Linked DNA regions of Homo sapiens: all the other regions are linked to region 1. Evidence: chromatin loops called from intact Hi-C (ENCODE). Cell type or tissue: mammary epithelial cell. All regions are shown on one strand. Links, peaks and the distances in the headings refer to the core of each region. The heading gives the core; the rest is flanking DNA. Region 1 has its middle 8.4 kb from the start of ATP12A. Region 2 has its middle 68 kb from the start of PARP4. Region 3 overlaps LOC105370118 (a long non-coding RNA gene). Region 4 holds the start of LOC107984610 (a long non-coding RNA gene).

The links. A loop is a pair of places that touch in the nucleus more often than their neighbours do. Peaks named below come from ENCODE experiments on the same cell type or tissue, not always from the same donor. Only the 100,000 strongest peaks of a DNase experiment are listed, where the experiment ranks them.
Region 2: it touches region 1 in a loop (18-fold over the local background); 31 of 110 quality-filtered maps call a loop at or near these places.
Region 3: it touches region 1 in a loop (9-fold over the local background); 25 of 110 quality-filtered maps call a loop at or near these places.
Region 4: it touches region 1 in a loop (15-fold over the local background); 17 of 110 quality-filtered maps call a loop at or near these places.

What each region holds. Positions count from the first base shown.
Region 1 is chr13:24,667,955-24,676,082 of GRCh38, forward strand. No RefSeq gene overlaps it. Among named protein-coding and RNA genes, the nearest start is that of ATP12A, 8.4 kb to the right of the region's middle. In mammary epithelial cell, for the core only: a CTCF peak has its summit at 3,627 (motif pointing left); DNase peaks (open chromatin) are centred at 3,557 and 4,017; H3K4me3 peaks cover 151 bases; H3K27ac peaks cover 3,653 bases.
Region 2 is chr13:24,576,365-24,584,492 of GRCh38, forward strand. It overlaps the pseudogene TPTE2P6. Among named protein-coding and RNA genes, the nearest start is that of PARP4, 68 kb to the left of the region's middle. In mammary epithelial cell, for the core only: a CTCF peak has its summit at 4,140 (motif pointing right); no DNase peak of the experiment used is centred there; H3K4me3 peaks cover 234 bases.
Region 3 is chr13:24,724,401-24,732,528 of GRCh38, forward strand. The region is part of intron 3 of LOC105370118 (a long non-coding RNA gene); the gene reads right to left. Among named protein-coding and RNA genes, the nearest start is that of RNF17, 36 kb to the right of the region's middle. In mammary epithelial cell, for the core only: a CTCF peak has its summit at 3,793 (motif pointing left); a DNase peak (open chromatin) is centred at 3,791.
Region 4 is chr13:24,601,998-24,610,125 of GRCh38, forward strand. LOC107984610 (a long non-coding RNA gene) reads left to right here and starts at 7,891. Exons shown (of 3, transcript XR_001749794.1): 1 at 7,891-8,128. In mammary epithelial cell, for the core only: a CTCF peak has its summit at 4,046 (motif pointing right); no DNase peak of the experiment used is centred there.

The DNA of each region.
Region 1 (8,128 bases), core at 1,504-6,503:
CTCTATGTGGTTTGTTGGGCTAATGAGCCTAAGGAGATTGTATTAGGGTTCTCCAGAGACAAAACAAATAGGATGTCGAGAGAGAGAGAGAAAAAAGAGAGAAAGATTTGAAGGAATTGGCTCACATGATTGTGAGACTGGCAAATCCAGTCTACAGGAGAGGCTGGAGGCCCAGGCACAGTTGATGTAGCTAAAGGCCAAGGGCAGTCTGAAGGCAGAATTCCCTCCTCCTTGGGGGACCCAAATGTTTTAACTTCTTTAACTCATTGGGTAAAGCCCACCCCCATTATGGAGCAGACTCTGCTTTACTCACATCTACTGATCCAACTGCTAATCACATCTGAAAAACACCTTCACAGAGACTTCCAGATTGGTGTTTGGACAACTGGGTACCGTGAATTAGCCACATTGACACGTAAAATAAATCTTCCCAAAGATTCATGTAGAATTCCCAGAGAAGGGAAAGGTTGCATCAAAAGTGAGTGGAGTGGCTGAGCCGAGACAAGTGTGTTCACTTCTGCAGGGCATGCCTTTTTCACTGCTTGCTGAGGCTGAGGGGATGATGCTCTCGGCAGAGGAGCCAGTATCCAGTCCCTCGGAAGGGGAAGGCTCAGGGCATAGCCCCCAGCCTGACTCCTCCTGACTAGCCTACACCCTACCCACACTAGTCTTTCCTAGGCATGGAGGCAGGTAAAGGAGAAGAAAGATGCCCCTATGTTGCCACTCAAGTGCTGGTAAGCTTCACAGGCATTTTGTGAGAAAATGTGTGTGATCTTGGAGATCTGAGCAACTGCGATTGTCTAGACTGGGACCAACGCTGGCCCTGCAGCTGAGCAGAGCAGCCCTCCCACATGTTGATGACAGCCTCAGGCCAAACAACCTGCCACAGAGGGTAGAGAGCAATGGACAAAGCCCAGGATTCAGTGAACTGAACTGGAAAATCTTTCATAGAGATGACAGGTGCCCAGACCCGAGATGGGGGTCTATGGAATTGGAAACTGACAAAGTGGATGTAAACTGTGTCCTGCTGGCCTCATTGTCCTCTGCTAATTCAGAATCCTGATGCCTACAAGGCCCCCAGCAGCCTCCAGACACCAGGAGAGGTGGAGTCTTTCTCTTTCCTCTCCTGGGATCCAGCCCTGGCCACACCCCACAGTTCACTCCACATCACCAGACACAAGGGTTTGCGGCCACTCCCTGCAGGTTCCTGCTGAACAGCTCACTCTTCCAGGCACCACCCAGAGCTTGCAGGTGCCAAAACCTCAGCAGTGACAGAGGTCTGTGAAACAGGCATTGAAGCTTTCCTGTCAGCATCCCCGGGCCAGGGACATGTTCATGAGCTAGGCTGTGAGACCATACACATTACAACACACTCTCCTGTCCTCCCAGGGACTAAGGATTTGGCCTGGACCAACCTTTGTGTGCCTGGCACCTTCTTCTCTGTGAGGGGGCACCTCCACCGGCTGCTTTCCTTTTGGTTCACTCTGGTAGTTAACCAGACATGCCTGGAAAGCACTTAATCCCGGTGCTGGACACAGTGAGGCTCAAGCTGGAAACCCTGCCATGCTGATAACGTGTTCCTCTGCCCTTGTGCAAAACACACACATGCTAGTTACATTTAAGAATGTAGAAATGGCCAGGCATGGTGGCTCACACCTGTAATCCCAGCACTCCGGGAGGCCGAGGTGGGCGGATTATGAGGTCAGGAGTTCGAGACCAGCCTGGCCAATGTGGTGAAACGCTGTCTCTACTAAAAATACAAAAATTAGCCGGGTGTGGTGGCGCGAGCCTGCAGTCCCAGCTACTAGGGAGGCTGAGGCAGAAGAATCGCTTGAATCCGGGAGGTGGAGGTTGCAGTGAGCCAAGATGGTGTCACTGCATTCTAGCCTGGGTGACAGGGCAAGACTCCTTCTCAAAAAAAAAAAAAAAGAATGTAGAAATAATTGGAACTGTGATGACTGTGGGGTCATCCTAATTCAATATATTGCTTATAGAATGAAATCTACATCTTTATTTATGAAAAGTTTTCTGTGGATGCCAACAATACACAAGAACCAGAAGCCAGCACTTGCTAGGATGCTTGAACTTGCCCTTGGTGAGCCGTGCACCTCATCTCGGGCTGCCGCTGCTGGTGTAACTGGCTGTGCAGGCTCACCCACACTCCCACACCCCCCTTTTTCTTTAACAAGTGAAATCCTTTCTCAGGGGGTGGCTATGAGATGTTTGCCCCTTAGTCCACAGGTAGGAGCTATAAGAGCACAGCACCCCATTTTAATTAAATGCAATAGAACTACCACATAAGTACATAAAGGCAAGGCAAAGTGACAGTGTCCAGACCAGCAAGTGCTAGAGTCAACAGAGATCTTAAACGGCATCTAATCCAGGGCCCTTGACCTTAGAACACAACTCCAGGGAGCGGCCTCAGCTCCCTCTAACCACTGCAGTTAGATTCTCGGGGCTGCCCCAGCCTCCATACAGGCAGGCTGAGGACCAGTGACGTGATGTGGTCCGGGGGTTCTCAAGCCCACTGGTTCATAAGAAGCACCTGGGGAGCTTTATAAAGATAAACCTCGAGGGCTTGTCTCAGAATTACTTGGACGTGGGGTCTGGAAATCTGTATTTTTAAAGCTCCCCAGGAGATTGTTTCAGGTTTGGGACCCATTGATCTTCTCAGCTCCAACACTGTCTGAGGCCACAGAAAGGCAAAATGTTCATTCCGTTCCCAGCAAATTCAGTGAGCAAACAAGAAAGCAGGACTAGAATTCAGGTCTACAGAACTCGCAGTTCAGCATCATTTATGAAAAATTATTATATCTCTCTCTCAAGCTAGGAAGAAACATATGCTAGTGGTCACAAAAAACTAAAACATGTTGTTTCTACTTCATCAAGGAACACCCCCTCATCTAGAAATAAACTCCAGCCCCAAATTGAGTGTTTTCAGTTGCTTATAAGGAAGACCTTCCTAACTGCAAAAGTCAATTACTGGAATCAAGGGTGACGTGGGAGGGCTCCTTGTAAAATGATATTTGTAAAACATTCTTTCACTTCTCCAAGAGAATTGAGATGCAGAAGCCACTTTGACATGCCTGTCACTGTGGCGGTGCCTTTGAAAGACCTGAAGGAAGTACAAGACGTGGCCTCCAGGGGCACACCTCCTTCCCAGGAAGACAAACAAATGATATGGAGCCCCCAGAGGGTGGCAGGGCAAACACGATGATGCCTCAGCCCTTGGGAGAGTGGGCAGAGCGTTGCTCAGACAATGCTCCTTTAGCAAAACAAGCCTGAAAGGCAGAATACGGCTCCAAGCCCCATCCAACCCTAGAAGAAGGGAAACAGTCACCGTTTGATTTTTCTTTTAGATTTTCTAGTTCCTTGTTCCTTGGTGCTGTCATTGTTGGAGTGTTTTGTTGTTTCTTTTGATTTTTGTTAGTTTGCTTGGGGTTGTCTTTCACCCAAGCAATCCTTTGCTCAGTCAGAAATGAAGTATTTGACACATGGTTGCGAAGCCTGGGGCTGTTCTATAAATTCCTGGTGCTTGAGTGATTCCAGGTGTCCTGCATGAATGAGGATCTCATCCCTGTGTCTGGAGCCCCGAGCATTGTAGAATGTGCTCCCTCTGCTGGTTCCCTCTAAAAACGAAAACTTGGTTTTGAAACGGATTTGAATTCCCACAGTGCTCTCTCCTCAGATCCAAGAATCTGACCTCTGCAGAGTGATTAGAATTTTCTGGCTAAAGCGATTTTTTGTTTAAAACAACAACAACCTGACTCCTAGACTCATTCAGGTTGACCACCTTAGACAAATCCGGCTCACATGGGCCCTTGGAAGAGAATGCTATGGTGAAAAGAGAAAATCAGAATGTGTTTATTTTCATAGTTGGCCCAGCAACGAGCAGAGCAGGGCAGCTCGGGCAATGTCCTCAGATGTGCCCACGGACAAGCTGTAAAGGACTCACACCTAAGGTATCTAGGAGGACGAGGGCCACCGGAGTCAGCAAATAAAAACACCAGAGGGCCAGTTAAATATGCATTTCAGTGTAGTCCTGGTTACTCATGAGGATGAGGCGGGAGGATCGCGTGAGCCCAGGAATTTGATGATTGCACCACCACACTCCAGCCTGGGCTGCAGAGCAAGACTGTCTCAAAAAAAAAAAAAAGTGCATTTCAGTTAAACAACAAACAGTGTGTAAAGTATAAGTATGTCCCATTTAATACTTGAGACATAGTAATAAATCTCACAAGGCTCCCTGTGTTTTATCAGGCAACCCTAAAGGTGAGGAAAGAGGAACTAGGAGGAGGAGAAAGCTCAGTCTAGAGGCTTAAAAGGCTCTTGGATGCCAACTGCTCAAACGTGCTGGTGCCTGGAAGCTGGTGACAGCTGAGCCACTAGACCAGAGATGATAGACTGCCCCACGGAGACCCCGGCATAAGTCTTCTGTGTGGGGTGCTATTGCAAGAGCTCAGACTGGGAAGAATCTGTTCTCTGCCATCTCTGCAGGGCTGATTTAAATCCCACCACCTTGTCTTTTTTACACGACCTATTTATTACGAGACACTTTAAAGAACCTTAGTAAAATACTTTGGTCTTATCATCTTCAAAGTCTTGGTTTCAATCCCAGTGTTATGGAGCTCTTCCCTGCAGTTTTACCTCCTCCAGCCAGGCCCTGCTCCTCCATTTATCAACTGATTAATCAAATGCCACTGGTCCTGCTTGTGTGACTTCGCCTGTTTCCCAGGCTATACTCATGCTGGTTGCATATTAACACATACTGTGCTTCAGCAGCCAGTGGCTTTATTTCCTAAGGGGACATTTCACAGGCACAAAAAGATCACCCATAAATTTACCTTTTTTCCCCTCACATGAACCAGGAGAGGGTGTACTGAGTTTAAGCTGGGCCTTTCCCACTTCCATCTCCCTGCACCCAAGTCCACTTTAGGAGCTGGCCTGGCACCACCCAACGTACGTGAGTGGTGGATGAGACCTCAGGGCCTCAGCCACCGCCACATCTCAGGCAGACTTTCCAAGAGAACCTGCAGCCAAGCAGCTACCAGTTTTCTCCTGGTCATCCCATGACAGCACAGTTGTTTTTTCATTCTCTTTACTTGTTTTTTTCTTGCCTAAAATCCCTAGGTGTGTTTTTAAACCCTTCACTGGCAGTGGACAGCCCACTCTGTGTGCCTTTCTGGGTTAGCAAGGACTAAGTCAGGGCCTGGCGTGTGTGAGACTGGGATGTGGGCTGTGCTCCTTCTCTTTTTTTCCCACTTCTCCCAAGAGTAAATGTCCTGTCTTTGTGAAGAGCTGATCCCAAGATCGATGTGTTCACAGAGCTAGACCAGCTTGTTTCATGCTGACTTAGATGTTGGGTTACCATAGACAGTTATTTAAAGCACCTCAGAGAGAAAGAAAGGCGGCCAAGATAATGAAGTAATCATTATCATCTGCGCCTGCCCTGGAGGGACACTGGCCCCAAAAGGACAAGGTCATTCTAATGCACCCCAAAACCCAGCCTGGCATCTCACAAGGGACAGATCTGGCATGAAAATGTGGGGGGATGAACACAGCTCTATTAACTAGAAAAAGAACCATGCCGGGCGCAGCAGCTCACACCTGTAATCCCAGGACTTTGGGAGGCCAAGGCGGGTGGATCACCTGAAGTCACAAGTTCGAGACCAGCCTGACCAACATGGGGTGAAACCCCATCTATACTAAATACCAAAACTTAGCTGGGCATAGTGGCAGGTGCCTGTAATCCCAGCTACTTGGGAGGCTGAGGTAGGAGAATCACTTGAACCAGGGAGGTGGAGGTTGCAGTGAGCTGAGATTGCACCACTGCACTCCAGCCTGGGCAACAAGAGCGAAAAAACTCCGTCTCAAAAAAAAAAAAAAAAAAAAAAGCGATGATCTCAAATCCTACTTTTTAAAAAATTAATTTAGATCATCGTTTAAGAATGACAGCCCCATCATTATTAGATTGAAGCTAATCTTTATGACCAAGGCAGCCAGGTCCTTTGTGACATTCTCTCATTCCCTAGCTCCCGCTTCCCTACGCAACTCTTAGAGCAGCTTGGTTCACCCTGGAAACATGGATAAATATCCATGTATCAGGGGCATGGAGAGGGGAGGAGACATAGAAATTTCTCTAACTTAGATTGGGTGACTGGCATTTGCCCTTTTCCTGGTTTCATCTCAAAGACTCTTGATAGGGCAAATAAATAGTGTCTGAAATGGTCTCAGGGAAATTGGCAGGGTGGGGGGCTCAACTGCATCTGCTAGAAGCAGGAGCCTGCTGGTACAGATCTGCTCCTGGTGGGAGCCAGCACAGGGGAACCCAGGCCGGAGTCTCAGGCTGGAACAGTTGCAGGCCAAGCAACTTCACAAAGTCAGGAGGGCTCTTGTTTTTTGTGACAGAACCTCTCATCTTCTCCTAAATGTTGTTTCCATCATGCTGCTCTCATTCTCAAGGGCCTCAAAGCACAAGGATAAAGCCCAGTGTCTGCAAAGCCCACCTGGCTTGACAGCCAGACTCCTGCTGTGCTCTGATGGGACTGTCTGCTGGGCCACCATGCACCTACCCTGGACTCTGCAGGAGCCAGTCTCCTCCTGCCTCCTTTTCTCCCACATTACACACTGCCCTCCTCCTCAGCTTACCCAGCCTTCAGAATCCACTTGAACTTGAGCCCCTTCCGGAATCGCTCCTCTTTCCTTGCCTAGAGCTCATCCCTTGCTTGCTGCTCTGAACAAAAGGTCTGACCTGTTGAGCCAGCACTGGCCTTGGGCTGGCTTCGGACTCCTCTTACGTCAATATTCTCATCTAAGGGTGATGTCTTATCTCCCTAGACAGGTTGAAAGCTCTTTCAGGGGATAGGCCTGGTATGATGCTGCACACATGTCACAAGCCTCCAATCAATAGTTCAGGAATAAATAAATGTTTGTGTGTCTGTGTTTGTCCCCCCAGCTCTGGAAAGCGTGGGAGCCAATGACCAAGAGGGCAGCCTCTCACTTATCAAAGAGCCACATTCCTCCCGAGTTAACGAGCATATTTGTGTGAATAATGTTTTTTTTGTTATATACAGTTTACATACATATATGTGTTGTGTATGTGTTATATGTGTTATAACTTTTTTTTTTTTTTTTGAGATGGAGTTTCGCTCTGTCCCCATGCTGGAGTGCAGTGGCACGATCTTGGCTCACTGCAACCTCTGCCTCCTGGGTTCAAGTGATTCTCCTGCCTCAGCCTCCTGAATAGCTGGGACTACAGGTGTCCGCCACCACGCCCGGCTAATTTTTGTAATTTTAGTAGAGACGGGGTTTCACAATGTTGGCCAGGATGGTCTCCATCTCTTGTCCTCATGATCCACCTGCCTCGGCCTCCCAAAGTGCTGGGATTACAAGCGTGAGCCACCTCGCCCGGGCTTATATGTGTTACAACTTTCTATGATAAAAGTGGAGATGATTCACATGGGGTGAACCTGTTTTCATTCTAAGATTGAAAAACAAAAATCAAAAAACTCAGAATGAAGTTTGTTTTTCAATCACCTATTAAATGGAAAATGGTAATTTTCTGAAAAAGCATCTCATTATGGGGGACTTGGGGGAATGGAGAGATGTAGGGCAAAGGACCCAAAGCCGCAGATATGTGGGGTGAGAAGTCTAGAGATCCGAGGCCCAGCATGAGCCCTATAGTGGCAACATTGTATTAGATCCAGGAAATGTGCACAGAGTAGATTTTCCATGCTCCTATCACACAGGCCCTCTCCCCGCCACCCCACACACAGAGGGTAACTGTGGGAGGGGATGGATATGAGAATTTGCTTGATAATCATAACTATCTCACTGTGCATAAGTATATCAAAATATCATGTTGTACACTTTAAATATAATAAAAAGCATCTTATTACACAACATAAGTCACAGGGAATGAAAACTGTGGGAACCTAAAGTACCCCAGCCATTGTGACATTTCGGGGGAGCTGTACCCACAGAAGGAGAAGGTGTGCCTGTCTGAGCCCCTCACAGGCCCGCACCTGCTTCTGGAAACGCCACTGCTGATTCCCATCAGTCATGGTGTTTACAGCTCCAGGCAGGATCATCACTGGAGCTGACTTGCTAATTTCTGAAAAGCCAGTAT
Region 2 (8,128 bases), core at 1,974-6,973, 91 kb before region 1:
ATCTGTTTGGGGATCTGTGCGCTTCCTGTATCTGCATGTCTAAATCTCTTGCTACACTTGGAAAGTTTTGTTACTTTGTTAAATAGCTTTTCTATCCCCTTGGTTTGTTCTTTGCCTTCTGAGACACTGAAAATTCAAATGTTTGGTTGCTTTGTGGTGTCCCATGTGTCATGTAGGCTTTGTTCATTGCTTTTTTCTTTTTTTTTAATTTTTGTATGATGGGGTTATTTTAAAAGATCTGTCTTCAAGTTCTGAAATTTGTTATACTGCTTGACCTAGTCTGTTGTTGAATTTTTTTTTTTTTTTTTTTTTTTGAGACAGAGTCTGTCTCTGTTGCCCAGGCTGGAGTGCAGTGGTGCCATCTTGGCTCACTGCAACCTCTGCCTCCTGGGTTCAAGCAATTCTTATCCCTCAGCGTCCTGATTGGCTGGGATTATAGGCACACACTACCATACCCAGCTAATTTTTCTGTTTTTGTAGAGATGGGGTTTTGCCATGTTGGCCAGGCTAGTTTCGAACTCCTGATCTCAGACAATCTGCCTGCCTAAGCCTCCCAAAGTGCTGAGATTACAGGCATGAGACACCATGCCTGGCCTTTTTTTAATGTTTATTCCACATTGTGTCAGTCCTCACATGTCTCCTGGGATCCATCTGATATGTAATCTGTTGGTTTCCCAGCAGTAATAATTTCATGTAAAATCCCAAATCTGACCTGAAATATTTTCTCTTCTCATTATCTTTACATAAATATTAACCATTTTGACATACTGAGATATAATTCAGTTGGTTCATGACTATGCTAGTAGCTCCATTTTTATATATAAATAGACATGCCTAAATCCCGTTTATTTTTTTGTATACACATTTATTTAATTTTTAACTTTTAGGTTCAAGGGTACATGTGCAGGTTTGTTATATATGTAAATTTTGTGTCATAGGGGTTTGATGTACGGATTGTTTTGTCACTCAGGTGATAAGCATAGTACCTGATAGGTAGCTTTTTGATACTCACCATCCTCCAGCCTCCAACCCTCAAGTAGGACCCAATGTCTGTTGTTCCCATATTTGTGTTCATGTGTACTCAATGTTTAACTCCCACTTATAAGTGAGAACATGTGGTATTTGGTTTCCTGTTCCTGTGTTAGTTTGCTTAGAATAATTTTTAAGCTGGATCTGGATGGCCTCCAGCTCCATTCATATTACTGCAAAGTGCATGATCTTGTTTTTATTTTAGGGCTGCATAGTATTCCATGGTATATGTGTGCCACATTTTTTTAATTCAGTTCACCATTGATGGGCACCTAGGTCAATTCTGTGTGTTTGCTATTGTGAATAGTGCTGCGATGAACATATGCATGCATGTGTCTTCATGGTAGAATGATATTTATATTCCTGTGGGTATATACTCAGTAATAGGATTGCTGGGTCACAGGGTAATTCTCAAGTTCTTTGAGAAATCACCAAACTGCTTTCCATAATGGCTGAACTAATTTACATATCCACCAGTAGTGTATAAGCATTCCCTTTCCTCTGCAACTTTGCCAGCATCTATTTTTTGGCTTTTTAATAATAGCCATTCTGACTGGTATGAGATGGTATCACATTGTAGTTTTGATTTGCATTTCTCTAGGATCAGTGATGTTGAGCGCTTTTTCATGTTTGTTAGCTGTGTGTATGTCTTCTTTTGAGAAGTGTCTGTTCATGTCCTTTGCCCTTTTTTTTTTAATGACGTTTTTTGCTTGTAAATTTCTTTAAGTTCCTTATAGATTCTGGATATTAGACCTTTGTCAGACTCCACCTCCTGGGTTCAAGCAATTCTCCTGCCTCAGCCTCCTGAGTAGCTAAGATTACAGGCACCTGCCACCACACCTGGCTAATTTTTGTATTTTTAGTAGCAATGGGTTTTCACCATATTGGCCAGACTGGTCTCAAACTCCTGACCTCGTGATCCACCCACCCGCCTCAGCTTCCCAAAATGCTGGGAGTTCTTTAGGTTTCTATTAGGTCCAATTGGTCAAGTGTTGAATTTAAGTCCAGAATTTCTGTGTTAGTTTTCCGTCTTTATGATCTGTGTGATGTTATCAGTGGGGTGTTGAAGTCCCCTGACTATTGTTGTGTGGCTAAGTCTTTTCATAGGTCTAGAGGTATCTGTTTTATTAACCTGGGTGAGCCAATGTTGGGTGCATATATATTTAGGATAGTTAAGGCTTCTTGTTGAATTGAACTCCGTATCATTATGTAATGCTCTTCTTTGTCTTTTTTTACTATTGTTGGTTTAAAGCCTGTTTTATCTGTTTTAGGAATAGTGACCCCTGCTCTTTTTTGTGTTTTGTTTGTGCGATAGATCTTTCTTCAACCCTTTACTTTGAACCTATTGGTGTTGTTACATGTGAGATGGGTCTCTTGAAGACAGCAGACAGATGGGTTTTGTTTTTTTAATCCAATTTCCACTCTGTGACCTTTCTTTCTTTCTTTCTTTCTTTCTTTCTTTCTTTCTTTCTTTCTTTCTTTCTTTCTTTTTTTTTTCAGAATCTCTCTCTGTCATCAGGCTAGAGTGCAGTGGCATGATATTGGCTCACAGCAACCTCTGACTCCTGAGTTCAAGTGCTTCTCCTGCCTCAGCCTCCTGAGTAGCTGGGATTATAGGCATGTGCCATCATGCTTGGCTAATTTTTATATTTTTAGTAGAGACAGGGTTTCTCTACATTGGCCAGGATGGTCTCGATCTCCTGACCTCGTGATCTACCCACCTTGGCCTCCCAAAATGCTGGGATTACAGGAATAGCCACCGCACCCAGCCCACTCTGTGACTTTTAAGTGGTGTGTTTACATTCAAGGTTACTATTGACATGTGAGCTTTTCACCCTATCATGAAATTGTTAGCTGGTTTTTTTGTAATTTCTATTGTGTGGTTGTTTTATAGGGTCTGTGAGCTATGTACTTAAGTGTGTTTTTATGATAGCAGGTATCATTCTTTCATTTCCATGTTTAGAACTCCCTTAGGCATCTTTTGTAAGACTGGTCTAGTGGTAATGAACTCTCTTGGCATTTGCTTCTCTAGAAAAATGTTTTTATTTCTCCTTCACTCATGAAGCTTAGTTCGGCAGGATATGAATCTTTTGATTATAATTTATTTTCTTCAAGAATTCTGAAAATAGATACCTCAATCTCTGCTGGCTTGTAAGGTTTCTGCTGAGAAGTCTGCTGTTATCCTGATGGGGCTACCTTTGTATGTGATCTGGCCTTTTTCTCCAGTGCCTTTAGGGCTTTTTCTTTGACAGTGACCTTGGACAGTCTGGTGAGTATATGCCTTGGTAATGTTCATTTTTTATAGTATCTCACAGGTGCTGTCTGGCTTTACTGTACTTAGATGTCTATCTAGCAAGATTCAAGAAATTTTCTTGAATTATTCCATCAAATATGTTTTCCAGGCTGTTTTCTTTTTCTCTTTCTCTCTAGGGCATGCCAGTAATTCGTAGGTTTGATCACTTTACATAATCTCATATTTCTGACTTTCTTCACTTTTAAAAAATCTTTTTTCTTTATCTTTGTCTGACTGGATTAGTTCAAAAGACCAGTCTTCAAGCTCTGAAATTATGTTTTCTACTTTGTCCAGTCTATTGATAAAGCTTTCAGTTGTATTTTGAAATTCCTTAAGTGAGTTTTTTTAATTCTAGAAGTTCTGATTGATTTCTTATTAAGATGTTTATCTCTTCCTTCATTTCCCGGATTGATGTAGAAGTTTCTTTTTGTTGATTTCAACCTTGAATCTCATTGAGCTTCCTTGCAACCCAAGTTTTGAAATGTTTATTGTTATCTCTGAGTTTTCATTTTGGTACGAAGCATTGCCAGAGAGCTAGTGTGATCCTTTGGTAGTGTCACTACATTCAGATTTCTCATGGTGCTAGAATTCTTGTGTGGGTCCTTCTCATCTGGAGATGCTAGCACTTCTAATTTGTGTAATTATTTTTGTTTGGGTAGGATTTTTTCTTTTTCTTTCCTTTTCTATAATATTATTGTTATTTTTTTCTTCTTTCCCTTTCCCTCCTCCCTAGGGGTGTGGCTGTAGAGCATGCTGGGTAGGGTCTTTTGGCTTTGCTTCTGTAGCCCTAATGCACTTCTGCCAGCAGGTTTTATATTGGGTGTGTGGTTTGACCTACAAGCCAGTAGATGGCGCCATGGGTAAGAGCTGGCTGTTGCCAGTGCTGCTGGCTGTGTACTTGATCCTTGTTTATTGGGAGGAGCTCTCTCCTGCCCCAGGCAAAGGGCTGATTTCCTGAGTACACATTAATCTGAGCTCCCTCAGCCCTAGGGGTAGGGGGATTGGGGGCACAAGATGGGTGGAGCCAGATAGGGAAGATTCCCCCAGTGTTGTCCTGCTCCCAGTCCAGGTTTGGGACAATGCCGGCAGCGTTTCCCTGTGTCTTTCCCCCACAAAGTCTCCAAGTCTCTCCTCAAATGAGCTCCAAGGCTTGGGAGAAACAATCTCTTCCTCTGCCCGGGTTGCGTGGATCTCCAGTGGAAAGGTGAGACAGAGGGATGCTGTCTGCCTCTCTCACTTACTGAGGCTTCACTCACTTCTATCAGTCGAATGCTGTCCTGAGGGCTGCTTGCCTGCAATGTCCTCCGCAAGATCTGGGATGTCCTTCATAATTCCGGGGAATTGCCATTTCCTTTCTTGAATTAAAGCTCACAGAGTTGGTCTTTATGTACTTGCTTGCTATTTCCAAATGACTGAGGCATGCTAAAAGCCTGTAATCTGCCATCTTGGAAAAAACATCCTTGCATCCTTAAGAGAAATGGCACTTGGTGTTGATACATGGTGTTTCTACATTGCTGAATTCACTTTGAAAATATATGTATATTTTAAAATCTACATTTATATGTGAGACTGGTGTAAAAATATCTTTTATTCTACTGTATTTGTGCAATTTTGGAATCAGTTATATTAATATACTAAATGAGTTGGCAATTTTTCTTTTTTACTATTATCCAAAAAAATTATAAAAGACATAATTGTTGCTTTCTTATAGATTTAGTAAAAACCTCATCGTGTCCTTTTGTGGAGCGATGGTGAGAGATATTTTTACTGTAAATGTAACTTGCGTATTTTTCACCTGTGAGGCAGAGGTTGCAATGAGCCAAGATTGTGCCACTGCACTCCAGCCTGCGTGACACAGCAAGACCCTGTCTCAAAAAAAAGAAAGAAAATCAACTTAAAATGCACTCCTTGAATATTTCTGAGTGTATTTTTATACCACGTATGTTCCTTGAACTAACTTCTTTTCTTTTCTAGGAAGAACCGGAACTATGATTTGTGCCTTCCTTATTGCCTCCGAAATATTTTTAACTGCAGAGGTATGAAAGATGTTCTACAAACTTTGTCTTATGATGATTGAGTTTGCTAGTTCTGAAACATCACTGGTAGGACGTTAAGGTGTTATTTGAGTCATGGTGCTTAGTAAAATTGTAATTAGAGAAGCAGTTTTTAGAAAGTCTGTTTTTGATACTTTCTTGTTTAACGTGCACTAGTTAGTAGCTGACCTCAGAATCTCTTTGGGCAAGGACTAGAGTGAGGTCAATGAGGTGCAACATTTAAGGGAATGCTAAAAATTGTAATAATTAAAATAAATAATTTTAACACAATATTTTAATAAAAATTAACGTAAAAAAATCTATGATGTATACAATATCAACATTTTAAATAAAGACAAGACCTGATGGGGCAGGATTAAGGTGCGGGGTGTAAAGCCATGTTACACAGAAAAAAACATTCAGTAATCAAGATGCTTCCCTCACTTCACCTGGCTCTGCTCTTACTCCTGCCAGTACCATGTCTTCTTCCTTCCTCGTGAGAATAGTATCAAGCTTAATTAGATAAATTCTCCAAAGAGCCTTGCCCATCCTCACAACTCTTAGGTAGATAAAAAGCAACATTTCACAACTCAAAACAAAGCCTCTCCTGAATGTAAGTATCTTTGCTTAGTCAATACATGTGGAGTCTGTGACCTCTAGAAATTTCTGATAAGACAAGGTGGGCTGTTTCCACTTAAAGCAGAGTTCTCAGTCATTTTTCTTTCTGCCATTTTCTTGCTGAGATGCTACCATTTCCAGCAGCTCTGCTCGAGTTGTTTGGCCTGCAGTCTAGGGAAGAGGTGGTGGTTGTGCACAATGCCCAGCACTCCCATTCCACCACCTTTGCTTTCTCTGATTTGAGATACACAGATTTTGAAAATGGGTGTTCTAGGATGGTGTTTTTCAAGCTATGGATCATGATTTATCAGTGAGTTGTAAAATAAAGTTACTGGGTTGTAACTGACATCTTTTAAAAATAAAATGGAATAGAGCAGAATAGAAAATATCAAAAGGTTTAAATATTGGGGTGTGTGTGTGTGTGTGTCTCCTAGGTTTATTAATGTGGATTGCAGCTTAAAAAACAAAAGGTTTGAAAGTCATTGACAGCCATTGATCCAGAGCCCTAGACTGAGATCCAGGGACCTGTATCTGCTGTGCTGCTGCTTCTAACTGGCTGCAGCATCTCCTTGGCAGGTTGCTTGGTTTTCTTTTGGTCTCAGTGTTGTCATTTGTAATATGGAAAGAAGGGTTGGACCAGATGCTTTCTAAGGTCTTTCCAGCTCTAAAATTTTATGAATGTATGAATCCTTGAATGAGAGAAGTCCTAATTTTGTTATTTTCACTAACCTCTGCCCAAAGATCACTCGGCCGGGCACAGGTGGCTCACACCTGTAATCCCAGCACTTTGGGAGGCTGAGGCAGGTGGATCTCTTGAGGTCAGGAGTTTGAGAGCAGCCTGGCCAACATGGTGAAACCCCTATCTCTACTAAAAATCCAAAAAATTAGCTGGGCATGGTGGTACACACCTGTAGTCCCAGCTACTCAGAAGGCTGAGACAGTAGAATCACTTGAACCCAGGAGGCAGAGGTTGCAGTGAGCTTAGATCCTGCTACTGTACTCCAGTCTGGGTTACAGAGCAAGACTCTACCAAAAAACAAACAAACAAACAAACAAAATCACTGACTTTAGGAAAGAAGGTGGGTGTAGAAACCCTAAGGGTACCTAATATAGGAAAGGAAAGAGTGCAGATGAACCATGGTTGGATTGTACCCTTTTTTGCAGGAAAGCCTGTATTATTTTGGAGAAAGGCGAACAGATAAAACGCACAGCAGTAAATTTCAGGGACTAGAAACTCCTTCTCAGGTAAGTTTTCTTTTTAAAAATGGGAGGTTTTTTTAGGGGAGTGGGTTAAGATTGCCAGCTGTTATTTGGTTTCATTTTAGACTCTTCTCCTTTGGTGATCAGGCAGCAGCAGTTGGGTGCCCTGCAACAGGCCTTGGTCCCTCCCTGAGTCTGAGGGTCACGCTTTAGGTGCTGCCCACATGCTGGGGACTCTGGCTTCTCCTCAGAGAATCCTGCTTTCTATTCTATACTGGTTATTGTTTATGGAGCTCAGGAGTTGATTATTTTCCCAAAGTAGGAAGGTCCAGTACCCAAGGCTCCAGGACTCTGAAGTGTGTCTAAAATCACCAGCCTTTGATTTCAATGTAAAAAAGATCCAAGTCTTTCACAAACCCTTACTTGGGCAATTCAACCCTTGCAAAACATCACAAAGAACTGTTTTTGGATGACTCATGGTTGTGTGTGTGTGTGTGTGTGTGTGTGTGTGTGTGTGTGTGTATTTTCTGTGTGTTGTGGGGGAGGTGTATTTTAAAAGAGAAAATAAAAGGAGAAATAAACTTTTCAAAACCCCTTCTGTATACCAGACAGTATTGCACTTTTACGTATCTCATTTAATACCCATAACACCTATATGAAATATACACTGTTACTCTGTTTTTTCTTTTAGAAACATTTTGTTATGGAAAATTTTAATCATATACAAAAGTCCAGAGCATCATACAATATATCCACATATAGTCGTCACATTGCTGCAACAGTCATTTCAGCCGGCAGCCAGCCACATTTCATCCGTTCTTTCCCACTCCACTCACACCCCTCAACCCCACTCTCCACTCTTGCTTTCCCTAAATCTGAGTTATTTTAAAGGAAATTTCAGTCGTCAGATCATTTTATCCCATAGCATTTTAGTATGACATTTAAGTACTCTTAA
Region 3 (8,128 bases), core at 1,869-6,868, 57 kb after region 1:
TTTTATTGAGACAGAGTCTTGCTCTGTTGCCCAGGCTGGAGTGCAGTGGCACAATCTCGGCTTCACAGCAGCCTCCACCTCCTGGGTTCAAGCAATTCTCCTGCCTCAGCCTCCCGAGTGGCTGGGACTACAGATGCCCGCCACCATGCCAGCTAATTTTTGTATTTTTAGTAGAGACGGGGTTTCACCATGTTGGCCAGGCTGGTCTTGAACTCCTGACCTCAGGTGATCCACCCACCTCGGCCTCCCAAAAGGCTGGGATTACAGGCGTGAGCCACTATGCCTGGCCTATTTCAGGTTACTTTTTGTTGTGCAGATTAAAGGCAGAGGGAACTTTATTATCATGTTGACTGAAACTGGCCTATTTGGGGATATTATCTCTATCTCCTGATTTCTCCAAGAGTCAGATGATTTGGTTTGGTGACATGGAACTTTAGTATGAGTGACTCCATCTTGGCTTCTGGTCTGGTGAGCTGGAGCCCAGTGCAGGATCTTAGTCCAAAATAATGACCTCATAATTTTTATAACATCCTTATCCTGGAGCTAAAAAAACAAAACTGCAGCTCTTGTATTCGTTGCTACCAACTGCTTCTTATAGCATGAAAGACAGAAAAAGCAGTTGGATTACATCATTCCCCTGTGTGATAAAGGACAATGTTTCATCACACCTGCCACGCTCTGCCAGCCCTGCCTTTGCCCACCTTCCCAGCATCACTGGGTATCACTCTCTTCCTTATCCACCAGCTTCCAGACCCACCACCAACTGGAAGAGGGTCAATATTACATTAAAGGGGAGCACATAGGGTGACATCGGATGGTGGCCGTCTTTAGGAACATGCAATTAGCCTCAAAAACAAGACTAACCCAGGTGAAACAGTTAAAGACCAGTAAAAGAGCATGCATAATTGTGTGCCAGGATGGAGGGTGCTGATAAGGACAGGGATCTGAAGAGCAGGTGGTGCTGGTGAGTGGGGAAGTCTGAAGGAGGCACTGGGGATTTGGAAGCAGCTTAAGGTGTCAGTACAGTGGTGAACTTCGACAATTAAAGTACTGTTTCACTAAAACAGGTAGGCTCATGTATGTGGAATAAGTATTTTCAGAAATACTTGTCAATTCAGATGGGAGTTTTACTTGCCTGTATGATGAAAGAAGAGGAAGTGGGGAGAAATAAGAAGAGAAGCTCTGAGAGGGGAAAGAAGGCTCAGAATTGCATTCCCCTTGTGAGCGTGCTGTGTCTCAGGGTGCCCACTCCACTGGGCTGCCATTCTTTTCTTCTTTTTCCTTTTCTTTTTTTTTGAGATGGAGTCTCTGTCGCCAGGCTGAAGTACAGTGGCACGATCTCGGCTCACTGAAACCTCCACCTCCTGGGTTGAAGCAATTCTCCTGCCTCAGCCTCCCCAGTAGCTGGGATTACAGGCACGTGCCACCACACTCGGCTAATTTTAAAAATATTTTTAGTAGAGACGGGGTTTCACCATGTCAGCCAGGATGATCTCGATCTCTTGACCTCATGATCTGGCTGCCATTCTTCCACAATCTCAAATTCCCCTTACCCCATTAGGCTTCAACAGGCCCTCATTTGTTTCTTCATCTTCTCTCTGAAGCCATTGTTGAAATGGATCCATCTGCATTGGAATCGTAACCAGGGTTGGTGAACTGCATGGAATGCACATCCAACTAGAGAATGAGAGAGTAGGAAGGCATGCAGGACAGAAAGTGGTAGCCAAAAACTGCTGTGATGAGCCCATGAGAGCTGAGACGGGACTTTGCTTCGGGATCTATTCAACTTCTTATTCTATTATGACGCTGGAAGGAGGGATGGAGAGTCTTCCCACCACAGAGGAGGCCAGATCAGAGTTTGGCCATGCAGGAGGAGCAGCTGCAGGTGTGTGGACCCCCACAACTCCACCCCAGCCAGGTGCCTGTGGTAGCTCCCAGGAAACGCCCTGGGGCCGGCACCCAGCAGCCAGTGGCGGGCACCATCAGTGACTAACATGGATCCATTCTGTGGCCATCTAAAACAACAGGCTGCATTTTGCTCTTAAAAGTCAGCCCCTCCCAGCTACTGGGGAGGCTGAAGCAGGAGGATCACTTGAACCCAGGAGCTGGAGGCCAGCCTGGGCAACATAGGGAGATTTAGACTCAAAAAAAAAAGAAAAAAAGAAAGAAAAGTCGATCCCAAACTTGCTTCCCTTGGCCAGCCTCACAATAGAGTAGACGCAGGGCATGGGCTAGGACTGGTGCCCTTCTGAGGTTTCCTAAGCATAATAACTTGCCTCAGTGCAAACAAACGCAATCCCTGGAAACATAGATATTGTTTCACAGTGTCTACAGCTTCATGTTTTTGGAAGGAGAAACCCTGATGCTCGCAGCAGTGAATGTATGCCAGGGAATGGAAGGAACTAGAGAAATGCACGTGAAACACCGAGGAGTCAGAAGATGCAGCCTCAACTCTGTAAGGCAAGGCAAGCTCTCTCTCAATGCAGGATGCAGTCCAGGCACATCCAGCACCAGGACAGCTGTAAAAGGACACTGGCCTGGGCTCCATCTCCAACCTCCTGAATCAGAACCTCCAGGGCTGGAACATCTGCAGCCTCTCCAAGAAAGAGATTTTTAAGCTGGAGGTGTCTGAGCTCTCTACCTGTCGCCCACATCCTGCTTGGTCAGGAGAGCAGTCCTCCACCCTGACAGGCAGATGGAGAAGGCCTCTGATGAATGGATGGAGGAAGGGTCAGTGAGGGCTAGTGTTGGAGTCCTGAAGGAGTGAGGGAGAGGACAGTGGGTGGGTCCTAATGCTCTGCCCCCCACGTAGGGAGGCTCACAGGGCACATGTCCTCAGGCTCTGCAGGTCACCTACCCAACTTTTAGTTATAATGTCCCAGAGCTTAATATGGGGCTATTTCTCAAGAAAAAATAGTAGCCCCTGTCTTGTCCCCTAACTCCTCATAGCAGCAAGTTTGAAGTTTGCTGATCTACAAAAGGTCCTCAAATCTGGCCTGAAGCAGCAATAGTATCTCTCCATTTATCCAAAAATTCATGTTTGTGTAGTCCTTCTCTGTTGTAATTCCCAAAGCAAGAGTTTTTAAGTGCAGGAGCATGTCTGAAAATCAGGACCCCCAGGGCTCTTGCTCAATCCCAAGAAGGTTAGAGTGGTTCTTAGCTTCAGCTGTCCCATCCTAAACGAGGAGGTGGGATTCTGGAATTTCTAAAAGTCATTCCTACTCCACTGCCCTATAATTTCTAAGAAAAAAGCCAGCCACTTCGTCATAGAGTTGGGTATTCCACCTCCTCTGAAACATGTATGGAGAACAGCTTGAACCTTTTCACTGCTCACCTCTGCTTTTAGTGACTAAGGATAGAAAGGTCAGAGGCAAAGTGGCAAAGGACTTGAAAACTACCTTCAAAAACTAACTGCAAAAACCAAACTACTAATATCGTTTGGTGGCTGGGCGCGGTGGCTCACGCCTGCAATCCCACCACTGTGGGAGGCCGAGGCGGGCGAATTGCCTGAGCTCAGGAGTTTGAAACCAGCCTGTGCAACACGGTGAAACCTCGTCTCTAATAAAATACAAAAAATTAGCTGGGCTTGGCAGAGTGCACCTGTAGTCCCGGATACTCAGGAGGCTGAGACAGGAGAACTGCTTGAACCTGGGAGGTGGAGTTTGCCGTGAGCCAAGATCGCGCCACTGCACTCCAGCCTGGCAACAGAGACTTTGTCTCAAAAAAAAAAAAAAAAAAAAAATGGTTTGGTGTGGGTCTGGCGCCCTCTGGTGTGTTTTGAGACTGTGTCATGCTGGCTGGTGCTAAGTTCTCCCTGCTGCCATCTGTGGTCTGACATGTGAGCACATGCTGTATATGCTGAGAGTGCTGTATTATAAATTATTATTATTATTGTTATTATTTTGAGACGGAGTTTCGTTCTTGTTGCCCAGGCTGGAGTGCAATGGCACGATCTTGGCTCACTGCAACCTCCACCTCCCGGGTTCAAGCGATTATCCCTTCTCAGCCTCCCGAGTGGCTGGGATTACAGGTGCCCGCCACCACACCCGACTAATTTTTTGTATATTTTTTTTTTAGTATAGATGGTGTTTCACCATGTTGGCCAGGTTTGTCTCAAACTCTAGACCTCAGGTGATCCACTCGCCTCGGCCTCCCAAATGCTGTGATCACAGGCATGAGCCACCACACCCAGACTATAAATTATTTTAATTACCACCTGATACTTTCAGTAAATCTAGAAGAAAAATGGTAAATGCAAGGTTTTATTAAAACAAAAACAGGCTCAAAGTTAAAATATACTTGAGCCTTTATTAAAAACCACAATAAAATGGCCAGGCGCGGTGGCTCACGCCTATAATCCCAGCACTTTGGGAGGCCGAGGTGGACGGATCACAAGATCAGGAGATCGAGACCATCCTGGCTAACATGGTGAAACCCCGTCTCTATTAAAAATACAAAAAAATTAGCCAGGCATGGTGGCGGGCGCCTGTAGTCCCAGCTACTCTGGAGGCTGAGGCAGGAGAATGGCGTGAACCTGGGAGGCAGAGGTGGCAGTGAGCCGAGATTGCGCCACTGCACTCCAGCCTGGGTGACAGAGCGAGACTCCATCTCAAAAAAAAAAAAAAAAAAAAACAACCCAATAAAATGCCATCATAGAATATCTATGCTTGTCTGTCTGTCTGTCTCTCTCTCTCCCTCCATGTTTTGAGATGGCACTACAGCAATGTGTAAAAGGTAAATCAAGGTTCATGACCCTGTCTGTATCAATTAGTGGGCTCTTGAGTTTTCTATTGCACCCAACAGCACCCCACTCCTGCAAAAATACTAACAACAACAAAGCTGAATTTTAAACAGGAAAAGAAGGCAACAAAGCTTATGGAAGAGAACAAATATGGAAGATATTTATGGAATAAACATGGAATGGAATACAAAACAAATTATGGAAAATAAATACAATGAATCAGAAAGGATTTCTCAAACCATACTTGAAAATCGTAAATCTTAATGAAAATACCATAGAAAAATAAAACATCTTTCGACAATAAGAGATATAAACAAAGTTAAAAAGCAAGTCATAGCCTGGAAGAGTATATTTGCAATGGGATCTAAAATAAATAAATAATAGCTACAAAACTGTAAGAGACAACCCAAAAGGCAAGTAATAATACAAAAGCCTAAATTACCAATAAACATGAAAAAGATGTTAGGTTCCTTAGTCATTAGAGAAATGCAAACTAAAGCCACAAGGAGCTCTCATAGTGCCTTCAATGAGTTAGCAAAAATAAGACAAAAAAAAAAAAACAAAAAAACAGCTGTCAAGTGTTTTTCTAAGTATTTTCATAAAAGATTCATATACTGCAGGTGGGAGTGAACAGGGAGGCTAAAAAGCAAAAAAGTTTTCTATCTTGTATACATTTGAGTGCAGAAAAAACCCAGAAAACTCCCCTGATAATCTAAGCACACCTGCCCTCGGGTGGGCTTAGGATTCAATATAATGATCTTCAAGTAGTCCAGGAAAATACAAGCCAAGAAATTATAGTAGCCCTAGACTCACAGTGCCTTGGAGCACCTTAACAAAACAAAAACAAAATCTGGAGAAATGTACCCTTAATACAGGCCTCACAGTATTCCCACAAGTCAACCCTTTCAAACATGAGTTTATAATCTAAAATTACAAAATACATTAAAGAGAAAATTAATTAACTGAAATATATATTTGAAAAAATTATTCAGAATGCAGCACAGAGAGAGAAAGAAATGGAAAATATAAAACAGAGGTTAACAGAAACAAAGTGTAGAGTGAGAAGGTCCAATTTACTGCCTAATAGCAGTTCTAGAAGAAAATGACAAGGAAGAGGTAAAATTTAAAGAGACAAATGACTAACAATTTCCCAGACCAATAAGACAAGAATGCTCAAATCCAAGAATTATAATCAATCCCAAGCAGGGTAAATGAATATCTACACCTTAATATTATAATGAATGTATATAATACCAAAGAAAAATAATAACTTACCTATATGGAAAGACAATTTGACTGTAAGAAAATTTCTCGATAGCAGTAATAGAAGTCAGAAATCAATAAAATTATATTTTCAAATTTAGAAAAACAAAAAAAAACCTGTCAGCCTAGACTTTTATATTACTAAACAATTACTCGAGAATGAGGGTGAGATAAAAATACATTTTTATCCAATTAAAAACTGACATCATTCACCAATAGCATACCCTCAGCTAAAGGCACTTCTTCAGAATGTCCTTGAAGAACAAAAATTACTGTAGAAAGAAGATATGAAACACAAGGAAGAATAAAGAATCGGCCAACACGTGAATAAATCTAGATTTATTAATAAAACTAGGTTATTTATTAAATTGGTTGGAAGGTACATGGGCACAGATACTTCTTTATTCTTTTTTGTGTGGCTAAAATATTTGATAGTATTTTTTTAAGTAGCACAGGGAAAAGAGTTCTAGGCAGAAGATTCTGAGGCTAGAAAGAGCTTGACCTACTTATACAACTGAAAGAGAGCTAGCATATCTGGAACAGGGTAAAGAGAAGTGGTACAAAATGAGGGTGGAAGGGAGTAGGCAAGAGACATGAATAGACACTTTCCAAAAGAAGACATGCATGTGGCTAACAAGTATATGAAAAAATGCTCAACATCACTAACCATTAGAGAAATGCAAATCAAAACCACAATGAGACACCATCTCACTCCAGACAGAATGACTATTATTAAATAGTCAAAAAATTGCAGATGCTGTTGAGGTTCTGGGAAAAAAGGGAACACTTGTGGGAATGTAAATTAGTTCAACTACTATTATTGGGGGAAGCTGCCCCCAATATTTCAACGTAGGTTCTTTCTATTTTCCGTAAGTGTCGGCCGGCTGAGAAATAAAGAGAGACAGTACAAAGAGAGGAATTTTACAGCTGGGCCACCAGGGGTGACATCACCTATCAGTAGGACCATGATGCCTGCCTGAGTCTCAGACCAGCAAGTTTTTATTAAGGGTTTCAAAAGGGGAGGGGGTGTAAGAACAGGGAGTAGGTACAAAGATCACATGCTTCAAAAGGCAAAAAGCAGAACTGCTAGTAAGGGTCTAACAAAGATCACATGCTTCTGAGGGAACAGGACAAAGGGCAAAAGCAGAACTACTGATAAGGGTCTATGTTCAGCAGTGCACATATTGTCTTGATAAACATCTTAAATAACAGAAAACAGGGTTCGAGAGCAGAGAAACAGTGTGACCACAAATTTACCAGGGCAGAGTTTTTCCCCACCCTAGTAAGCCTGAGGGTACTGCAGGAGACCAGGGCATATCTCAGTCCTTATCTCAACTGCATAAGACAGACATTCCCAGAGCAGCCATTTATAGACCTCCCGCGAGGAATGCATTCCTTTCCCAGGGTGTTAATATTAATATTCCTTGCTAGGAAAAGAATTTAGCAATATCTCTCCTATTTGCACGTCAGTTTATAGGCTCTCTGCAATAAGAAAAATATGGCTCTTTTTACCTGACCCCGCAGGCAGTCAGACCTTATGGTTGTCTTTCCTTGTTCCCTAAAAATCACTGTTATTCTGTTCTTTCTCAAGGTGCACTGATTTCCTATTGTTCAAACACACATGTTTTACAATCAATTTGTACAGTTAACAAAATTATCACAGTGGTCCTGAGGTGATGTACAACCTTAGTTTACAAAGATAACAGGATTAAGAGATTAAAATAAAGACAGGCATAAGAAATTATGAAAGTATTATTTGGGAACTGATAAATGTCCATGAAATCTTCACAATTTATGATCCTCTGCTGTGGCTCCAGCCGGTCCTGCCGTTTGGGGTCCATGACTTCCTGCAACACATTATGGAAGACAGTGTGGCAATTCCTCAAAGACCCAAAGACAGAAATACCATTCAACCCAGCAATCCCATTGGGTATCTACCCAAAGGAATATAAATCATTCTATTATGAGCACACATGCACATGTATGTTCAATCTAGTACTATTCACAATAGCAAAGACATAGAATCAACCTAAATGCCCATCAATGATAGAGTGGATAAAGAAAATGCAGTATATATACACCATGGAATACTATGCAGCCATAAAAAAAGAATGAGATCGTGTC
Region 4 (8,128 bases), core at 1,634-6,633, 66 kb before region 1:
TGGCAGAGTCTTTGGTTTTCTGGGTATAGAATCATATCATCAGCAAAGAGAGATAGTTTGACTTCTTTTCCTTTTTGGATGCCTATTCTTTCTTTCTCCTGCCTGAGTTCTCTAGGTAGGACTTCCAGTGCTATGTTGAATAGGAGTGGTGACACTGGGCATCATTGTCTTGTTCCTTTTCTCATGGGGATTGGTTCCAGCTTTTGCCCATTCAGTAGGTTGGTGGCTGTGAGTTTGTCATAGATGGCTCTTATTATTTTGAGGTATGTTCCCTTGATGCCTAGTCTGTTGAGGTTTTTAATGTGAAGGGATGTTGGATTTTATCAAAAGCCGTTTCTGCATCTATTGAGATGATGATATGGTTTTTGCTTTTAGTTCTGTTTATGTGGTGAATCACATTTATTGATTTGCATATGTTGAATCAGCCTTGCATCCCTGGACTGAAGCCTTCTTGATTGTGGTGTATTAACTTACTGATGTGCTGCTGGATTCTGTTTCCTAGTATTTGGTTAAGAATTTTTGTGTCTATGTTGATCAGAGTAATTGGCCTGAAGTTTTCTTTTTGTGTGTTTCTCTGCCAGATTTTGGTATTAGGCTGATGCTGGCTTCATAGACTGAGTTAGGGAGGAGCCCCTCATCCTTAGTTCTTCGGAATAGTTTCAATAGAACTAGTACCAGTTCTTTTTTTTTTTTTTTTTAGACAGAGTCTCACTGTGTCACCCAGGCTAGAGTGCAGTGGTGAGATCTTGGCTCACTGCAAGCTCTGCCTCCCAGGTTCACGCCATTCTCTCGCTTCAGCCTCCCGAGTAGCTGGAACAACAGGTGCTCACCACCACGCCTGGCTAATTTTTAGTTTTTGTATTTTTAGTAGAGACGGGGTTTCACCATGTTGGCCAGGATGGTCTCTATCTCCTGACCTTGTGATCTGCATGCCATGGCCTCCCAAAGTGCTGGGATTACAGGGGTGAGCCACCGCGCCCAGCCTCAGTTCTTTGTACATCTGGTCGAATTCAGCTGTGGCTTCATCTGGTCCAGGGCTTTTCCTTGTTGGTAGATTTTTTATTGATGATTTGATTTCTGAACTTGATATTTGTCTATTTAAGGTTTCAGTCTCTTTCTAGTTCAATCTTGGGAGATTGTATGTTTCCAGGAATTTATCCATTTCCTCTAGATTATCTAATTTGTGTGCATAGAGTTGTTTATAGTATTCTCTGAGGATCTTTTGTATTTCTGTGGGATTGGTTGTAATGTCATCTTTGTCATTTATGATTGTACTTATTTGGCCCTTCTCTTTTTTTCTTTGTTTAGCTATCACACTATCCATCTTGCATATTTTTTGAAAAACTAATTATTGGTTTCATTGATCTTTTGTGTGGATTTTTGCATCTAGTCTCAAAAAAAAACAGCACTTCAAAAAGCACTTCATTTAGTGCTTTTCTAATTTTAGTTATTTCTCTTCTGCCAGCTTTGGGATCAGTTTATTCTTTTTTTCTAGTTCCCTTAAGTGCAAAGTAGGAATGTTAATTTGAGATATTTCTAACTTCTTGATGAAGGCATTTAGTGCTATAAACTTTCCTCTTAACACTGCTTTAGCTGCATCCCAGAGATTCTGGTATGTTGTGTCCCTATTTTCATTAATTGCAAAGATTTTTTTAATTTCTGCCTTAATTAAGATTTTCACCCAGGAGTTATTCAGGAGCAAATTATGTAATTTCCATGTATTTATGTAGTTTTGAGAGATCTTCTTGATACTGATTTCTATTTTTGTCTCACTGTGGTCAGAGTGTGTGCTTGGTATGATTTCAAACTTTTTGAATTTATTGAGGCTTGCTTTGTGGCCAAGCATGTGGCTGATCTTAGAATATGTTCTGTGTGCACATGAGAATGTATCTTCTGTGTTTGTTGGACAAAGTGTTCTGTAGATGTCTATCAGGTCCAATTGGTCAACTGTCAAGTGCAAGTACGGAGTTTGTTAGTTTTCTGCCTCAGTGATCTGTCTATTGCTGTCAGTGGGTTGTTGAAGTCTCCTGCTGTTATTGTGTGTCTAAATCTTTTTGTAGGCCAAGAAAAACTTGTTTTATGAATTTGGGTGCTCCAATGTTGGGTGTGTACATATTTAGGCTAAGTCTTCTGGTTGGATTGTGCCCTTTATCATTCTATAAGGAATGCCCTTCTTTGTCCTTAATTTTTATTGGTGAAAAATATGTTTTATTTGTCCAGGAGTGGTGGCTCACACCTCTACTGCCAGCATTTTAGTAGGCTGAGGTGGGCAGATCACGAGGTCAGGAGATCGAGACCATCCTGGCTAACATGGTGAAACCCCGTCTCTACTAAAAATACAAAAAAATTAGCTGGGCATGGTGATGAGCACCTGTAGTCCCAGCTACTCAGGAGGCTGAGGCAGGAGAATGGCATGAACCCAGGAGGCAGAGCTTGCAGTAAGCCAAGATCGCGCCACTGAACTCCAGCCTGGGTGACAGAGCGAGACTCCGTCTCAAAAAAAATTAATTAATTAATGAAAAAAAAATATATATATATAAAGTTATGTTTTATTTAACATAAGAATAGCGACTCCTTGTCTTTTTTGTTCTCTATTTGCATGACAGATCTTTCTTTATCCCTTTACTTTCAGCCTGTGGATGTCATTAGGAGTCAGATGGGTTTCTTGAAGACAGCAGATGGTTGAGTCTTGTCTTTTAATCCAGCCTGTCATTTTTTGCATTTTAAGTGGGGTGTTTAGCCCATTTACATTCAGGGTTAGTATTGATATGTGAGATTTTCATCCTGTCATCATGTTGTTAGCTGGTTGTTGTATAGACTTGTTTGTGTGGTTGCTCTGTTTTGCCTATGGGCTATGTGCTTAAATGTGTTTTTGTGGTAGCAGGTTCTTTCAATTCCATGTTTAACACTTTTTAAAGGATCTCTTACAAGGCTGGTCTAGTTGAAATGAATTCCCTCAGTGTTTGTTTCTCTGAGGATTTTATTTCTCCATCACTTATGAAGCTTTTTGGTGAGATATAAAATTCTTAATTGGAATTTATTTTCTTTAAGGGCACTGAAAACAGATCCCCAATCTCTTCTGGCTTGTAAGGTTTCTGCTGAAAGTTCTGCTGCTAGCCTGATGGGCTTCCCCATGTGCATAACCTGGCCCTTCTCTTCTTTTTCCTTCAAGATTTTTTCCTTTTGCATTGACCTTGGTGAATCTGCTGACTATGTGCCTTGAGGATGATCATCTTATATAGTATCTAGCCTGGGTTCTCTTTATTTCTTGGATTTGCATGTCAACCTTTCTAGCAAAATTAGGGAAAGTTACATGAATAGTATTTTCAAATATATTTTCCAAATTGTTTATTCTCTCTCTTTTTCTCTCAGGAATGCCAATGAGTCATAGCTTTGGTCTCTTTACATAATCCCATATTTCCATCAAGTTTTGCTCATTTTTAAAAATTCTTTATTTTTGTCTGAGTTGGTTAGAAAAGCTCTGAGATTCTTTCTTCAGCTTGGTCTGTTCTGTAGTTAATACTTTCAATTGTATTATATAATTCTTATAGTGAATTTTTCAGCTATAGAAGTTCAGCTTGGTTCTTTCTTAAAATGGCTATTTCTTCTTTCCGCTCTTGGATCCCTTTATCTTTATCTAGGACCACTAATCTTTGGATTAGTTTTCAATTTTCTTCTGAATCTTGATGAGCTTCCTTGCCACCCAGATTCTGTATTCTACGTCTGTCATTTCAGTCATTTCCAACTGGTTAAGAACCATTGCTAGGGAGCTAGTGGACTCATTTGGAGGTAAGGGGACACTGGCTCTTTGAATTGCCAGAGTTATTGTGCCAATTCTTTCTCATCTGAGAGAGTTGGTATTCCTTTAACTGTGGCGTAAGTTGAGTATAGTCAGTTGGCTGCATTTTTCTGAGGGCCAAGGTTCTGTGCACGGTCTTTATTTGTGGCTGAATTCTCACCTTGGTTTTATAGGAAGGTATATTAGCAAACTATTTTTGTAATTTAGGTTGACTTCCAGTAGATGGCACATAAGAGTAATGGTTGGTAGATAGAGCTTAGCCACATGGCTCCTTTGTATTTCCTGGTGTTTCCGGCTGTGCTCTGCAGTACAGTGGGAAGAGAGGTGACCACCTCGTCAGGTCCGCTCCTGGGCACTGGGGAAGCCCCTTCCAACCAATGGCACTGTGCCCATGTTTCTTTTGGCAGGTGCGCTCTCTCACACAGAGGCTGTGGTAGGGAGATAGGCCACCCCTTTCCCAGTCAGCTGGCCCTGCAGAGGGAGACATGCCCACTGCTGTGGTAGCCCACAGGTTCATGTAACTCAGCCCTCTCAGTACGCTGAGAGTGTGGGCTCCTCTCCTGCTCTAATGTGTGCTACAGATCTCGCCTTGGCACTCCCAGGCTTCAACACTGCAGCCCCAGGGAAAGCTCAGGCTTTTTGTTCCCTCCTCAGCTTAGGGACAGCAGGGATAGGGACCCCGGCAGTGGTAATGACAGGGGGCCTATCAGTTGCCTCTGGGGACTCTATCCCAGACAAATGCAAAACCACAGCCAATTGGGGTGATCAGCCAGGGTTGGGGCAGCTGTGCTGCTGGGCCCAAGCTGGGGGCCCTGCCTGAAGAGCAGGAAGGTCAGGCAACCCAACCCTGAAGATAGCCTGGCCTCCTCTCTGTAGGATGCTGTGAGAAAGTAATCAGGCTCTTTGTTCCCTCCCTAGCCTGGGGGAAGCAAGGGCGGGTACTGTGGTGGCAGCAATGGCAGAGGCCTGTCAGTTGTCTTTGGGAGCTCCATCCCAGAGAAACACAGAGCCATCACCAACTGAAGTGATCAGGCAGGAGTAGTGCTGGGGGCCCAAGCCAGGAGGCACCCTGCGCAGTGAGGAGCAGCAGGGCCAGGGACCCATGTGGAAAACTGTCTGGCTGCCTTTCCATATGGCAGCTGTGGCATGCTGGAGGCCCATGACAGCTGTCGGGGCTTTTTACTCCCTCTCCAGCCTGAGGGCAGTAGGGGCACAGGCTGCAGCAGTGCAGAGGGCCTGTTGGTTACCTCTGGGAGCTCCATCCCAGAGCAATGAGGGCTGTGACCAGCCGGAGTGCTCAGGTCGGGGGTGGATGGCTGCGATGGAGGCCCAGGCCAGTGGGCCTTGCCTGGCAAGGTGCAGTGGAGGCAAGGCCTGCAGTCTGTCTGCTCCCCAGCATCATGGATATGGCCCCTATCCTAGGGGCACATGACAGAGCCTGGCCTACCTTGTTGGCCGGGCTGTGGCAGCTGGTGCTGGGGTGCTCAGAGATCCACATTGGCTTGAGCAGTGGCTCTGCCCAGACTCCAAGCAGCTCTTCATGTCAGTCTAGAGCCCCAGGGTGTGTGTGTGGGGCGGGTGGAGTCATGGAGGGTCTCCTGCGCCTGGGAATTACAAACGTCCATGGCAGAAGTATGGGTCCCCAGGAGCTTTCACTCACTCATCCTTTCCCTGCTGTAGGGAGCTTCCCCTTGCTCTGCACCCAGGTGGGCAACTGTCCTGCCTTACTCCCCTCTGCTCTCAGTTAGTCACCACTGCTTCCTTGATGAATCCCAACACAGCCTGCTGGACGATCAACCTGAAGAGCTCATGTTCACTCACCACTCTCATCTCCTCTTGTGAGAGCTGCACACACTAGCTGCTTCTAGTCAGCCATCTTGGCGCTTCAGATACTAGTTTTCTTAAGTAGAATTTACTAACTTGGAATAGAATCATCCAAAACTTAAGAGCAGAGAGTTTAACTATTTTTAAAAACAGAAGGATAGAAAGAGATGGAGGGAGAAAGTAATTCTAGTGGGCCGAGTTCCATAACTGCAGTGCATAGAAATGTTTTTGTCACCAGGCGCGGTGGCTCACACCTGTGATCACAGCACTTTGGGAGGCTGAGGTGGGCAGATCATGAGGTCAGGAGATCGAGACCATCCAGGCCAACACGGTGAAACCCTGTCTGTACTAAAAATGCAAAAAAAATAGCCGGGCGTGGTGGCAGGCACTTGTAGTCCCAGCTACTTGGGAGGCTGAGGCAGGAGAATGGCATGAGTGAACCCAGGAGGTGGAGCTTGCAGTGAGCCGAGATCGTGCCACTGCACTCCAGCCTGGGTGACAAAGCGAGACACCATCTCAAAAAATAAAAATAAAAAAAGAAATATTTTTGTCACCTTACCTACAGTGAGATTATTATACATCACGTGTCTTGCTGATGGAAAACAATGCTTGTTGCAATAAAACCACTGCCTTGAAACACTACTATACATAACTCTTTAACATTTCTGACAGTTGCTTCCCAGCATGGATGTAAAGAACTTCAACAAAATTCATCAGACTCAAATATTACCATGTTAGTCAGGCTGGTATCAAACTCCCGACCTCAAATGATCCGCCTGCCTTGGCCTCCCAAAGTGCTGGGATTACCGGTGTGAACGCACCATGGCTGGCCAGTGGTTGAATTTTTTAAAAAGTATTAATGGGGTGCTTGAAAACTAGAATATCCATCTAGATTTGTAAGACAGTATACCTGCATACTGGTGTGGCTTCCACACTTGAGTAAAAGCTTCAGAGTAGGCCTCCTAGATTTCCCCAAGATACTCTACTCTTATTTTTCTTTTTCTTTCTTTTTTTTTTTTTAGACGGAGTCTCGCTCTGTTGCCCAGGCTGGAGTGCAGTGGCACAATCTCAGCTCAGTGCAACCTCCACCTCCCGGGTTCAAGCGATTATCCTTCCTCAGCCTCCTGAGTAACCGGGATTACAGGCACGTGCTACCACACCTGGCTAATTTTTGTATTTTTAGTAGAGACGGGGTTTCGCCACATTGGTCAGGCTGGTCTCGAACTCCTGACCTCATGATCCACCCGCCTTGGCCTCCCAAAGTGCTGGGATTACAGGTGTGAGCCACCGTGCCCGGCCGATGCCCTACTCTTAAAATAGTGCCATTCATTTTCTAGGTAGGATCATATTCCACACTGACTATATTGCTAGGGGTGGCCTAGAGGGTCAGGCCTTTGGGAAATGGCACGGCCTTTACCAGCTTCCCTTCTCTCCCAAAGAACTTCCCCTCTTGGACTTTAGATTGAGGAATGGGGCAGAGTAGTAGGCGGTGCCGCTGTGCTTTGATAAAGGCCCCTGTGGCTGGCAACAGCTCTTACCTTTTGTCTCTGGGTCCTGGCGTGGGTGGAATTCCTGGGCGTTCTGTTGGCTCATCTGGGGCCATCAGTCCACTTTGAACTACTCACTGTCTCCTCTGCCTCCACCAATTAGAAACCCTTCCAAGGGACAGTGAGAGCCAAAGCCAAGAAAAGCCTTGTTCCCTATTTGGTGATTGAGTGACAGTGGGTGAAATCCTTTCTCAGAAAGAACTAGAAAGAACTCAGTGCTTGTACTCACAGTGAGTAATGTCAGGGCTGACCCATCCTGACACCAATCTTGCCATGCTTTTACTGTGTTGGAGGCTTCTACATTTGGTACTGGCAGTCAGTAAGTCTTAATGGAACATAATTGTACTTAACTATGCCATATGTACGTATTCACCGATCAAAACTTCACTGACTAACCAACCAAACCCCACACTTCATCCGATCCCCCATAGACTTGGGGATGGGCAGGTATTCTTTGGCCATATGGTATAAGAGGGTCATTCTTGTCACTACTAAAGTTAGCCTCATCATTTTGTGCTGCCCCAAGACCAACAGGGCCTCTCCTGTAAACTGAGTGCAAGCAGGCTGACAATTTTAATAATAGTCCATACCATGTATGTGCTTCTGTCAGCAGAATGTATATGTTATGCAAAACCTCCAGGCTCCTTAAGCTTTTTGCTGTCCATGAATCCTCTGTGGCAACTGTAGTCACAGAGCCAGAAGCCAGAGGGTCAGGGATATGAGAGGCTGACAAATAGCTGGGGACATCTGGGGAGGAGATCCCTGTCATGTCTCTTGTGCCACAGAGCTATTATGGCTGGTCTTCCATTTGCTATTTCTTTCTTTAAGAGAAAATCATTTTTCTACTTCGCTTTTCTCTCCATACTTAAATGGTCAGTAGCTACTGAGTGGTGCTTTATCTGAACAGGCCTGGGTTGAAGCAAAATAGAAATGGGACTGGCTTTCCACAGGAAGTAAA